Regions from separate parts of the Homo sapiens genome. Here region 2 is linked to region 1. A link is a loop called in an ENCODE intact Hi-C map of the cell type or tissue named here. Cell type or tissue: HepG2. All regions are shown on one strand. Each heading gives the region's core, and the rest is flanking DNA. Links, peaks and the distances in the headings are about the cores only.

What was found. Hi-C counts contacts between places; a loop is a spot of excess contacts. Peaks named below come from ENCODE experiments on the same cell type or tissue, not always from the same donor. Only the 100,000 strongest peaks of a DNase experiment are listed, where the experiment ranks them.
Region 2: a loop joins it to region 1, with 2.8 times the contacts of the local background. A loop is called at or near these places in 6 of 110 quality-filtered maps.

What each region holds. Positions count from the first base shown.
Region 1 is chr18:28,124,704-28,131,457 of GRCh38, reverse strand. All of the region lies in intron 2 of CDH2 (cadherin 2), which reads left to right. Among named protein-coding and RNA genes, the nearest start is that of CDH2, 49 kb to the left of the region's middle. In HepG2, for the core only: no CTCF peak of the experiment used is centred there; DNase peaks (open chromatin) are centred at 2,927 and 3,487; H3K4me3 peaks cover 732 bases.
Region 2 is chr18:28,010,135-28,016,888 of GRCh38, reverse strand. CDH2 (cadherin 2) reads left to right here. Exons shown (of 16, transcript NM_001792.5): 3 at 2,980-3,206; 4 at 4,897-5,043. Among named protein-coding and RNA genes, the nearest start is that of CDH2-AS1, 92 kb to the right of the region's middle. In HepG2, for the core only: a CTCF peak has its summit at 3,699 (motif pointing left); no DNase peak of the experiment used is centred there.

The DNA of each region.
Region 1 (6,754 bases), core at 544-5,543:
TCTGTAACTTGCCCAGATGTGAGGGAAGGTGGTGTCAATTAAAACCCATGATGAGCTTGCACTGAGATCTCGCTACCTCTTTACTCCTGTGGCCTCTTTTTCCCACAAAGTTGGGGTATAACAATTACTCAGAGTGTTAGATTATTGAAAACTGACAGAATATTTACTATCTGATAATTTTTTTTTAGTTCCTAGCAGTTGTATGTTTTAGTATTTTTGAAAAAAAATCAAGATGATATAATTCTAAATTTGTGAATAGACCAGATGAAACTTCTAAGGGAATTATAACTTTCAAATACTGAAGAACTTAAAATATCTTTTTTGTCCTTTTTGGTGTAAGTTATTTTACGAACAAATTATGTGGTATTTATTGGTCCTACATGGCATTTGCTCTCTTGGATTTTTGGAACTGTTTATTGGTTATGTCTGGTTAGCCGAGGAAATGGTGTAAGGAGCTGTTTTTATTAATAAAAATAAAGATTCCATTGAATGGATTAGCGTGCGTGTCCATGCATGTGGTGTCTGATTCTAAATTTTTAATTAACTTTTGCTTTTTCAAGGGTACCTCATCAAAACTTGGGATTGCCAAAACTTAATAAGTCTCACCCTCCTATGGAAATTTAGTCATTTTACTACTCTAGACCACTTTGAAAGAGGGGTTATTGCTCTGACAGTCTAATTCCACTTCAGAAAGTCTTGGCAGCATTACAGCCCTCTGTGCCCCTAAGGAGGTAACAGAATTTTCAACTTCAGTCACTGGGGACAGAGCCCAAATCCTCTCCCGCAGGGCTCCCTGGAAGAGGCCTGCTCAGCAGCCATGCGCACATCTGGATGCGCTCCATTTTCTCAGGACTTGTGCCAGTGAATTCTGTCTTCTGCATCTCAGCTAGGCTTGGTGCCATGGTTTCACAGGTGTCTCTGATTTGGAGTGGATATATACCTATGTCTTTCAGAGCAGTAGTTGTCAGAATGTTATGTCGGAAATACATTTTACATCACGATACTGCACTTACATGTGTATTTCACAAGATGTGAGACTTACTTTTGACTGTGATATACTCCATTTTCCATTCCATTCCTTTCTAAATTATAGCAATAATGCGTTGCTGTCTGCACTTTGAAAAGCATTTCCTCCTCCTTGCTTTCTTGGGTGGAGGGAGTACTTAGCCCCTGAGTCTCTCAGAAGTGTTTCTGTCTTTCCTGCAGCAGTGTGGACCTCTGATGACCAGCCAGGACTTGCTCATGCCCACAGTCCTTCAGTTAGTCCTGAGCCAACTACAAAATGATCACGATGCTTCTGACTAATATTTATTGAAACCTGTATCCTAGACATGAAAATGTTTTACGTGAATTAGTTTCTTTATGCTCTACAATCATCTGTGAGGTACAGGCATGGTGATTGTGTATCTGTTTTACAAATGGAAACGGAAGACAAGAGAGGTTCATTATTCTGCTAAGGAAGCAGCAGAGCAGGGACACTGTGCTTAATGTCACATTATTGCAACAGTTCTGCTTTGGTGGCCTAATAACGCTTTTCTTATGTAGTTCTAGATGTCCTAAAAATGAATAATAAGAAAGATCTATAAATTATGTTTACTGGGACATAGACAGTAGAGTCATTTAGTTTTTTAAAATTTAATTAATTAATTAATTGATTTTTGGAGATAAATGTACGATCCCAGCTCACTGCAGCTGCAGCCTCCTGAGCTCAAGTGATCTTCCTGCCTCAGCCTCCTGAGTAGCTGAGACTACAGACATGCAACCACCACACCCAACTAATTTTTTAATTTTTTGTAGAGACAGAAGCTCACTATGTTGTCCAGGCTGTTCTCAAACTCCTGGCCTGGAGCAATCCTCCCACCTTGGCCTGCCAGAGTTCTTGGATTACCAGTGTGAGCCACACAGACCCAATTTTTATAAGTTATTTATTTGTATTTTCCAAGTTGTAGCTAGGCCTAGAGTCTAACTGATATTCATCTGTTTTGGAAATCGTAAGCTGGGCTTTCATTAAGGAAAATAAAGTTTTGATATTTTGGTTCATGTTTACCTAATATATCAATGCAAACTCCTTTCAAATATTTTTTGACAGCACAATTAAAGTGTGATGGCTTATATTATAGATAGGTTTTTATATGCAGGTGGTTATGTTTTGTGAGTTTAAAATTTTACAGCTGTGATTTAAAAATACCAGAATGATGGAAGTAAATTTTTTCAGAGAAAAATAATTTAGCATTAGCAATGCATCACCTTTTGACTCAATGGTATTTTGAAAGACAGATTATAATTTTCAGTGGAGTAGCTATTAACCAGAAGATCACACAAAGCAATTCTAAGGCCTGTTTGCATATATCAGGGGTAAAAATTACTTAACATACGATGCCTAATGCTTTTGAGTGGACTGGGATATATCTGAAAACTATATAGGAAGGTTTGATGTACTTAGATCTTATGGGTGTGGCCTGTTGTTGGTTGCATCTGAAAGTAGTTTACATATTGACTTTCAAATGTAAGCAAAAGAGCAATTCAAATAGGCCTTTGGTTTGTACCACTGGCATATCTACCAGAAAAAAATAAATAGGATGCCTGTTGCCTGTGTGGCCGAGTGCATCCTGTTTGTGTTTTTTGTGTCCTGTGGAAGGTAGCCTCATTAATCATGGGGTTAATGCTAAACCCAGCATTCACTTAGCTCCTTAATTCATGAATGCCACTGAAGCACATTGAAACAAAACTTTAGGTATTACAGTTGAATAGTCAGACTTTTTTTTTTTTTTTGAGACGGGGTCGTGCCCTGTTTCCCAGGCTGGAGTGCAATGGCATGATCACGGCTGTCTGCAGCCTTGACCTTCTGAGCTCAATCAGCTCTTCTATCTCAGCCTCCCAAGTAGCTGGGACTACAGGCATGCCCAGCTAATTGTTTGTTTGTTATTTGTTTTTTTGTAGAGACAGGGTTTCGCCATGTTGTGCAGATTGGTCTTGAACTTCTGAGATCCGCCTGCTGAGGCTTCCCAAGTGCTGGGATTAAGGTGTGAGTCACCGTGCCCTGTCAGCAGTCACTAGTTTTTGAACAGTAGCCACATCATTAGAAATAAATACACGTATATCTGATATTTTAGGTGCACAGACAATATTATATTGTACACCTAGAGTTATTGATGCAGAATCTGTGACTTTATGTAAGTGATGAGATTATGAGACTTAGCCAAATTGAACAAGTTTTTCAGAACATAATTCTGTATTCTGATGTGACCTATTTCACTTTTACTATACACTTGAAAAACTGACAGGGAATTTTATGATACACTTTTAAAAAGTGTGATCATGAGTTACCATAGACTCCATTTTGTTGTTAGTGGTATACTAACCATATTTTAACCACTTCCTTTAATCAAATATCCTGGGAATGTGGGAGGTGTCCCAGGATGACAGCCAACCTGTCATGATCAATGGATCATCTGTTTATCTTTTTATTGTTATCTAAACTGTTTGCCACTGAGCATTCTTTTAGGATTTCTGGTTAATATTTGATAGGTTAGCTTTGCAAAATATTTGACCACTGCCATTCTTGGCCAGTATTACCCATGTGCTTTGATACCTGTGCACATAAAGCTTCACAATATGTTAACCATACAATTAGCTGAGTTTATGTGTGTATATAAAATGCAAGAAATGTCACACATTTGTGTCCCTTTATGAAAGAGTTTTCTATTTGAATTCGTCTTGAAATAGCCTTGAAGGACTTGTAGGCACCCCTACCTCTAGCTGTAATAAACTCTGTTTTTTTCTGATGTAGTTGTATTCATAAGTATTTGCAGGTTTTTTTTTGGTCATGGCTTAAATTGCTATATTGTAATCAGCCTTGGTGCTCAGTTAATAGATTTTCTTGTTAAAAAGTGAAATGAGCATTATTTTAGGAACATTAAATAAAATCTTAAATGTATTTTTGCCTAGGAAAATTGGCTTGACCATTGCGCCACGATAAGGAAAGTATTTTCCCTTTGCCGCAGGGCCTTGCGCTTATGGCTGCGTCCCAATTTCAGATAGGGCTGGAACAGCCTGTCACTATGGCTAACAGAATTGGAAAATTTGCTATTATTAGGGGGAAGCTTATAAATTCCCAAGCCACTCAGAAGTTGAATCCATCCACTGAATCCGTAACTGCTCCTGTGGGAACTAGGAGAAAAGCCAGGTAGATTTTAGTATTATTTCCCCTAAATCAGGTTGGTGGATAGGATGATTTGACAATTAGTTTTTTTTTCTACAAAAGAAAGTGATTTCATAAATAACACAATACTCATCATTTTTAAAAATTAATACAGTTTTTCTCCAAGCTGTCTTCCATTTGGTTTCTTTATACACAGCAGGTAGCATGTCTTTCTCCTGCTTAAGAACTCATGCGTGGGTCCACAGTGCCTTGAGGAGGAAGTCCACCTGCCTGGCCAAGTGGGACCTTTGGGTCTGGCTCTGGAGCACCCCTCCAGCATCTCTGCCTCATCATCCCTCTGGACATTCTAGGGTCACATGGAACGCTTCCTTATTGATGCGTCCCGGCTGCACCATGTGATCACATTGTCATATCTTTTCATGTTCTGGTCTGTTTCTCTGGAGACTACTTGTCCCCTCTGTCCACCTTTCAATTTTAGGAAGTCACTTTTCCCCACCAGACCGATAGTTCTGCCAGGATGGCCTATGTCTCAGTCACATCTCTATCTTCTGTGTCAAGCACAGCACCCTCAATGAATGTTTGAAACAAAAAATGGATAGCAGGCACTCACTCTCTTTATTTAATAGAAAATTGGAGCAATTTACCCCAATTATTTTTTTCAAAGTTAATTATTTGTAGATGAGAGATTAGAAGCCCCCTGACCTTATTTTATTATACTTATGTAAGTATATCAAATTTGCATGAATTCCAGATAATGTCTCGGGGTTTTAGATGTATTACTTAGCTTAATTAGCATCACAGCCAGTTGGAGTGGATTTTATGTATATTTTAAAGGGATTCAGTAAACAGATTGAGAAAAGCTAGGGAGTTTGCACAAGCACCCAATGAGTAAATAGAAGATGATGTATTTTTTCAAAGGCCATATGCCATCTTTCTTAAGCTAGGTTATGTTATGTGCTATGTTTTAAATAAATAGTTCACTTTGATTTTTGGAAGTTTTATGATGTAGCCATATTAACTGTCCCCCACCCTGCCCCATTAATCTATTTAAGTGTTATTCCATATATCTATTTGGTAATAATATATAGCGAACAGTCATGCATATCTGTAGTTCATTTTTCTCATAATGATAGCAGTCTTCAAAATAACATTTGATTTTAAAGCATATACATCTGGATATTTCCTATAGAATAAATAATCTATAAACTTTTAACAATCTCATTTTTATTAAATATCATGTTTTTCTTTAAATGTGAACCCTTGTCCAGCAGTTCAAAGTATTAGATAATGCAATTGACCATAGACTCTTTTCCTGTAAAAATACTATACTTGAGGTAAGCTTTCATATTTCTAAATTTTTATACTATTTTCAGTTCAAAATTAAGGAAAATGATGAAACCACCTTGTGTATTTTCTACACCCTAAAATATTTCTTAAATGTAAACTTAACGCATTTTGTAATCAGGAGTACTGATCTCTGGATTGTAAATGAAACCTGAGATTAACCCCTTCAGTTTCTTTATTGAAAACTGAGGGTACTAATGCTGACTGTCTTACGTGCCTGTTAGGGTGCATACATGAGTTAATATTATAAAGTGCTTAGAACAAGCTCAGCACATAGTAAATGCTCAGTAAATGCTCATTATGATGATTTAGGGGTTTTTAACCCAATTTTTTCAAAATGAAGCATTTTCTTAAATCAAGTGAATTTACGCTTAATGTTTACATGTAAAACATGAATATGTTAGGGTGGATAAGTCCATTCTCATAGAACACATTTTTTGGATTAGGTTTGCCATTTTTTCCCTCCCCAATACATTTCCACTTCATCCTGGCTTCCTTTTTTAAAAGAAAGTGAATTTTGAAAAAAAAATTTTTTTTTACTCCATTCCATCTCCTATCTGCCTTTGGAATCACTGCCAGCAGATATTAGTTTTTACATTAGGTATTGCTGTATTAAGCAGCAACATTGCTTAATGTATTATTCATCCTAGGTACTTTGTAAATATTGGGTAAGTTATTTAATGACTGTGTAATAATGTACAGGCAGTCCCGGCTTACAATGGTTCAATTTACAGTTCTTGACTTTACAGTGAGTTTCATTGGAATGTATTCCCACCAGAAGTTGAGGACCATCTGTCATGAGTTTCTGTCTTCTTGACCTTTAGAGGAAGGAACTTAGAAGTTTTCTAATGTCTCACGTACTGGAACGTAAATTGTAAAGTAGAAGTCTGTCCCCTTTCCCTGCCCAACTAAAAAGTACGTAAGGTCTTTGTGACAGCTGTAGTCTTCTCTGATAAAGTGGACATAAAGATGTTAGCATTTAAATCCCACACAGTTTAAAAAATAACTCATATTTGTGTCTAATGCTGTTTTCAAATAATTATCGTAAAATGTGAGAACCAACCCAGTGAACAGGCAGCATGTACTCCATATCTTGAAACTGAGAGGCATAGCAACTTGCTGAAGATACCACACTGTACAGCTATTTAGTGGCCAAACCCATATTTGGATTGCATTCAAGCTTGAATTCAGTTCCTGGGCTAGAGTTTTCTCCCTCTTGACTGGAAACAATTACTTTATTTGTTTTAA
Region 2 (6,754 bases), core at 1,410-6,409, 120 kb after region 1:
AAAATAACATGATCATCTCAATAGACACAGAAAAAGATTTCTTTTTAATGCGCTATTTACTGTGGTACTCTCAGAGGTCTAAATTTGGCATTATTCTCTTCGTATGCATTTTTCAGATCTTTTTGTTAATTTTATTGTTTTATATTAAAGCTTTAGATATGAGTGACTTATGTAATGAGTTTAGATTCTTTTGCACTTTTGTATGGGAGTAAACCGCTGGAAATCAAACAGCCATGTGCATAGATGACTTGAAGTTTTCATCCTCATCTGCAGAACAGAAACAATGATTCCCACCTCAGGAGTCATTTTTAAGGTTAACATGTGACATAATCTGAAGTGTCTTTTTCAGTGCCTGGCATTCCATAAGTATTAATTCATTTTCTTCTACTACCAACAACCTAATAAAAAGTAGAATTTTTTGAAGTCCCTGGGTTTTGTTTGTTCATTTGTTTGTGTTGCTAGATGTTACTATAGTAGGCTGTGTGTACTTCTAAGGTTCCCATCTGTTTCCTACTTTTTGAAAAAGTTGTAAGATATTAGTGGATATTTAATGAGCACTTATACTGTTCCTGTGACCATCAAGTGTCCTAAGAAACAAAAGAAGCAATACTTAACTCTCATGAAGCCAAAGTGAGTTTATAGTCTGCTTAGGGAGAGAAGATCCACTCATATGAAATTATTAATAACCATCATTATAACTATTATTATTATAAACATAAAGTATCAGTGTGTTTCAGTGGACAGGAAATACAAATAAAAATAAAAAATTTAGAGCAGTTCCAAATGAGGGCATAGGCCGAAATCTTGTGAAAGGCATCATGGTCGACTCTTCCCCCAAAGTGATGACCTGGCCCTAGGGCTTTGGTATGGAAAATGGGAGTGTCCCAGATAAGAATTTGAGCCTGTGGGGTGGAGCAGCACGAGGTAGGGGATGACTGCAGCCTCTCTCGCCAGGCAGTATATGTTTTAGAAAGTGGTGTAAGTAAAACTGAAGAGACCAGGTGACCCAAGAATTAAGAGAGCATTGTACTCTAGGTTAAAGATCTGACATATAATGTTACAGATTTTAAGCAGGGAGGAGAAAATCACAGCAGGTGTCTAGTCTAGCAGTGGGCATGCCATGACCAGGAACTGGGAAGACTACCCAGGAGGCTTATGTAACAGTCCAGGTGTTTATGGATGACAATTAATAATACTAGAGTGATCACAGTTAACAAAAAAGTGTGCAGAAGAGTATGTAATTTTTCTATTCCAGATTATGTTTTTAAGGACCATGAATCCCTCTTGTAATATAAAAAAGTACTTTTTATACAAAAATATGGCAAAAGTCTCGTTTTGATTTATCAGCAGGGATCCAAAAAACAATTTTACATTTCATTTTTTGTCTTTAATGAAAGATGAGCAGTAGATGGCATTGTTCTGTAGAAAAGATTCCCATTTTTCACTTTTAAATCATGGGGCATGGAAGATGGAGTAATTAAATATCTTTTGGGATACTTCTACTCCAAAGACAAACATTTTGACTTAACATCATTTAGTTTGAGATATACTTTTATTTTCACTTTGAAATGATTGAAATATGAAAGATAATATAGATGGCATTATGTGGAAAATAATATATTCAGTAGTTAAAGTATTTTATGACTTCTATCAAGGATTTTATGGTTACTAAGGGAAATAAGCATGCCTGTTATTTAGATGTGGCTGTGTGCACGTCTCAGTGAATTTATTCTAATGACAGCAGAAGAACTGTCAGCAGCTTATATGTGCAGTGGGAGGGTTCATAAACACTTTACTTAGATCCTTGAGAAATGCACAAGGTGTATTTGATTATATTTTGTAATATGTCGCTATTAATTACACTCCAAAGAGTATCCTATGTAATTATAGCCAGAACATAACATCAGACGTTTACAGAAATAAAAAAATCATTTTTTATTTGATCCCTTTACTTGCTATTCCCATAGAATTTTTCTTCAGAAAGAACAATTAAGGACTTTAAAGGAATAATCTTCCTTAGAGAATATTTTTGTTTTTATTATTTTATTACATCTTGAATTTGTCTAGTTCTACACAAGTTCATGGTTTAATTTTTGTTTTATTACCTGTTGAGACAAGCTGTCATAGCATTTAAGACAGCAGTAGTTGTTTTTTTTTTAAGTGTGAAGTCATTGCATGTATGATAGAGATAAGACACATTTTTGAATTCTTCTACTCTTGTCATCATTTTTTTAATTTAAAATTTCTTTTGGGATACACCTTTATTTTTATTTGTTTAAAATTTTTTAAATATGTTACTGCTTAATGGAAGTACTGTAAGCACTAAGAGGAATAGAAATTTGTAAATTATTTACCTGTTAATTACCATAAGGTCTTACAATTCTAGAGCATAGTAAACATTCAACATTAATAAATGCATTGCTTTCTTCCTGTAAGCATTTGTTCCGAAATTATGTATTAAGACTGTGTGCCAGAAAGTATGCAGGGTATGCAGGATAACTAAGAACATTTGCCCCAAACTGCCTCTTCCAAGCAGTGTCAGACATGACTAAGAAACTGAGGTAGCAGAGCTCAGATCACTACATGAAGACTGAGAAAAAGGGGGTTTGTTCTGCTTTGAGTGACTTTAGACCTGGGACTGAAGAGTGAGTGGAAGTTTGTAATAGGGTGGGAGGAAATACCAGTGAAAGGTGTCAGGGTGAAAAGCAGGTGCACCTGAGGACCCAGTGTCCAGGAAGTATGAAAAGAAGGGGAAAGCTTTGGAAGAAGGAAATGCTAGGGCACAGCTCAGAACTACCATCTGGCATTTCATAGTATGAAAATGCTTTTGATATAATAAAATAAAAATAAAACTTCTGTGTTTCATGCTACTGTATTTTTATCCTTTAACCTAAGCAGGATATAGGTTTAAGTATTAGGGGTTTTTTTTTGCCTTTTTGGTATAATTATAATAACTGACCTATTTCTTATCTTTTACAGTGAAGTTTAGCAACTGCAATGGAAAAAGAAAAGTACAATATGAGAGCAGTGAGCCTGCAGATTTTAAGGTGGATGAAGATGGCATGGTGTATGCCGTGAGAAGCTTTCCACTCTCTTCTGAGCATGCCAAGTTCCTGATATATGCCCAAGACAAAGAGACCCAGGAAAAGTGGCAAGTGGCAGTAAAATTGAGCCTGAAGCCAACCTTAACTGAGGAGTCAGTGAAGGTATAGTATCCGAATATGGCTTTAGGGCTGGTTAAAAATCAGCTTTATACAGTTTGAACTAAATATATGCTTTGCTTCAGACCACATTAATGGATGGCCACTATTTGCATTTGTATCAACTTTGGTCATTTTAATAATATTTTGTTGTGTTTGTAATCTCTTAAGATACGTAGACTAAATATATTTTAAGCAACTAGAAATTGTATTTTAAAGATTTGTTTATACTTTGAGATTTATAATTTAAGTTAGAAGCAGTTTGTTTTAAATTTCTTAGAAGTTTTACAAGCTGTTAAATAAAACCACAAAATAAACAATTCTTTACAAGATGTCATCAGTCAGATTTATTAGATGAGAAGTACAGATTTAAAGTAGTAACAGGAAAACATTTCTGGCAATGAGTATTGGGTTTTTGTCTTGTCCCTTAATAATCCAGTTGGGGGGTATGAATTATTTATACTACCAACATGACTTTTTAGGAATGATATACTCCCTCTGGTGGAAGCTGCTGTGAGCCAAGATAAAATAAATGAGGTACATTTCCAACAGAGTGCCATTCAGTTCAATTCAACAAATATTTATTGAGCACTTAATTTGTATAAGTCATTGTTCGGAATTTTAAATAAAATACAGTAACTTCAGTAACGTTATGATAATATTTTCTGAATATTTTAGTTTTTTGAGTTAATTCAAAACAAATATGATGGGACACACCCATATATTCTGAAGTCCATGAACTATGGAACTATGACTACTACTTTTTTTATGCTTATTTTACTGTGAGAGGTAAAAACAGACACATTCATTTCTGGTATTTAATTGTAAATGTGATATACATACCCACAATCAAACATGAATAATATATCAGAGGAAAATATATCATTTTTCTCTTATTTCAGTGTTGTGGTTTTATTATGTGAAATTTAATTTGTTAATCTATTAACTGTTGAGGGAAGTCATGTCATTGGGTAATATAAAGTGAAAACCCAGTAACTAATGGAGTGAAAAGATGCTTTTGTTGTTGATTTGCTGTGTTCCAGCAAACTAGCTTGGATATTTGCACTGAAGCAGCAAGGGCTAATGGCTAAAATGTCTACAGATAGAGGAAGAAACAGAAGAAAATGTTGACATCCAGCAGAGATTAATACCTAATGTGCAAAGTGGGTCATCTGCAGCATCCATCATGGCTGACATAGGTTTAGAATAATTACAGCATTAATTCTGTGGGATATAATAGGGTCATAAATATTTGAGACATTCCTTAGCAGTATGTATTAAACTTCTCTTGGAATTCAAATTATATTTTAGCACATCAAGATCTAAATTTAATGTACAGTAGCACATTACCTGAACTGTGGTTTAAACTAATGAGAAATATATAAAAGGGTACTATTAAATTTTGCTCAATATTAACTGCTATCTAAAAAGGTTTATAGAAACTGCAAATAGTTTACACAGCTGTGCCATATAATAAATTGTTTAGAATTCAATTTTTCAGATACACAGTATAACCCAAAAATTTTATGGTATTTTTCTGTTATTTTAATAGGGGGCCAGGGAAAAGGGCCTCCAGACTTATTTTTTGTTCATAATAAACTGTGATTCCTATGCTTTCAGGTATTCAATAATATTGATGTACTTTCAGAAAATGTGTTTCCTAGTACTCAGGAATGTCTTCTATTTTAATGTAAAGGAGTCAGCAGAAGTTGAAGAAATAGTGTTCCCAAGACAATTCAGTAAGCACAGTGGCCACCTACAAAGGCAGAAGAGAGACTGGGTCATCCCTCCAATCAACTTGCCAGAAAACTCCAGGGGACCTTTTCCTCAAGAGCTTGTCAGGGTAAGGTGGCACAATTTTAACTGTTTTCATACCACAAGACAAATGTATGTTAAAAATATTTCTGTCTATTTTTTTTACAAAGTAGAATTTATGACATGTATATACTAAAAGTGTTTTTCTATAAAGATAGAATTTCTGTAGTGTTGTAGAAAGCCTCTTCTCATTTTCTTTGTTACCTTTTGGATTATTTATAAGTAGAGCTCACTTGTAGGTCCTGCACACTGTGGATTAGAAAGCTTGTTCAGTTTGTGACTACACAAGCCCTAAAGCCAACACATATTCCCAACCATACCATTTCCACTCTCATAACACACACACCCCTAAACTTCCCTGTCTGAAAGCTGGGCTCTCTGTGATGATCTTTGCCCTCTACAGATGGTTTTTGGGCCACAGAAAAAATAAAGGGCAATCATTGTTAAAAATGCCAGCACCAAATGCATTTGAGAGTTTTTTAAAGAAAAGAATGACCTCTGATACCATTAACAGAATCCCCAGGGCAGTGTAAAATCATAGGCTTTCAAATCTGAGGAGTAAGTTTTTTTTTTTTAGTTATTTACTCTAGATACATACCATCAGCTACAGAAAAAAAATGCAGATATTTTTGCATTTTAATAAACTTAACCCATTATTTATTACAAAAGTATAGTAAGACAAGGCTGCTGTATTCCCACTTATTAAAATGTAAATGTTTCTGTATATGATTATTTTAGCATTCTAACACATACTTACTGAAAGCCTTTTTTTTAAAATAAGCCGCTTTAAAATATGTTGTATATTCTGTCCTAATGTACATTATAATTCACTTTAACAAAGAATGTAACTCTAAATTAAGATACTGTCTCTTTTTCTACTTTAATGAAGTTTGAGAGAAAAGGGAATTTTGCTTTAACTTAAAAAAAAAAAAAACAGGCAGGGCACCTGTAATCCCAGCACTTTGGAAGGCTGAGGTGGGCAGATCACGAGGTCAGGAGATCAAGACCATCCTGACTAACACGATGAAACCCCGTCTGTACTAAAATACAGAAAAAAATAGCTGGGCGTGGTGCTACTCGGGAGGCTGAGGCAGGAGAATGGCATGAACCCGGGAGGTGGAGCTTGCAGTGAGCCGAGATCATGCTACTGCACTCCAGCCTGGACGACAGAGTGAGACTCCTTCCCCCCCCGCAAAAAAAAAAAACCTAGATTTTATTGATGGATTAAGTATAAGTACCTAATACATAAGGATCTCTTATTTTTCTCTGTACCTGCCTCCCTTCGTCCCCTTCCATAGCCTGTTCTGTCTCCTGTGACTGCTCATACATTGACTTAATTTTCTTGAGAGTAGTTGTATTTGGAGAAGGCAGTGAGCCTATAATGATATAATGTTTGCGAGCATAAAAATATATTTTAAAATGCTTTCTTTTGTGCTTTATTATTAATGAAAATTTCAGGTGTCACTTAAAATGATACGGAAAGCTTTGGTGCGCAATGAACAGTGTTAGTACAATGCAAGTACAGAAGTCTGACATTCAGGGTCAACCATAACTGTATTAGAGTTCCATTTGAGTATATTTCACACTATGGATAGACAATTAATTCTTGTTGTTACTGATGCAAAAAGGTAAATAATGTTTATTTTAATGAAATTGGACAGCTCTTACTATGTTAAATCGTCTAACCTAGAAACTCCCAGGACAGAGTTTGATTGTTTAAAAACTCTCACTTGTAGATT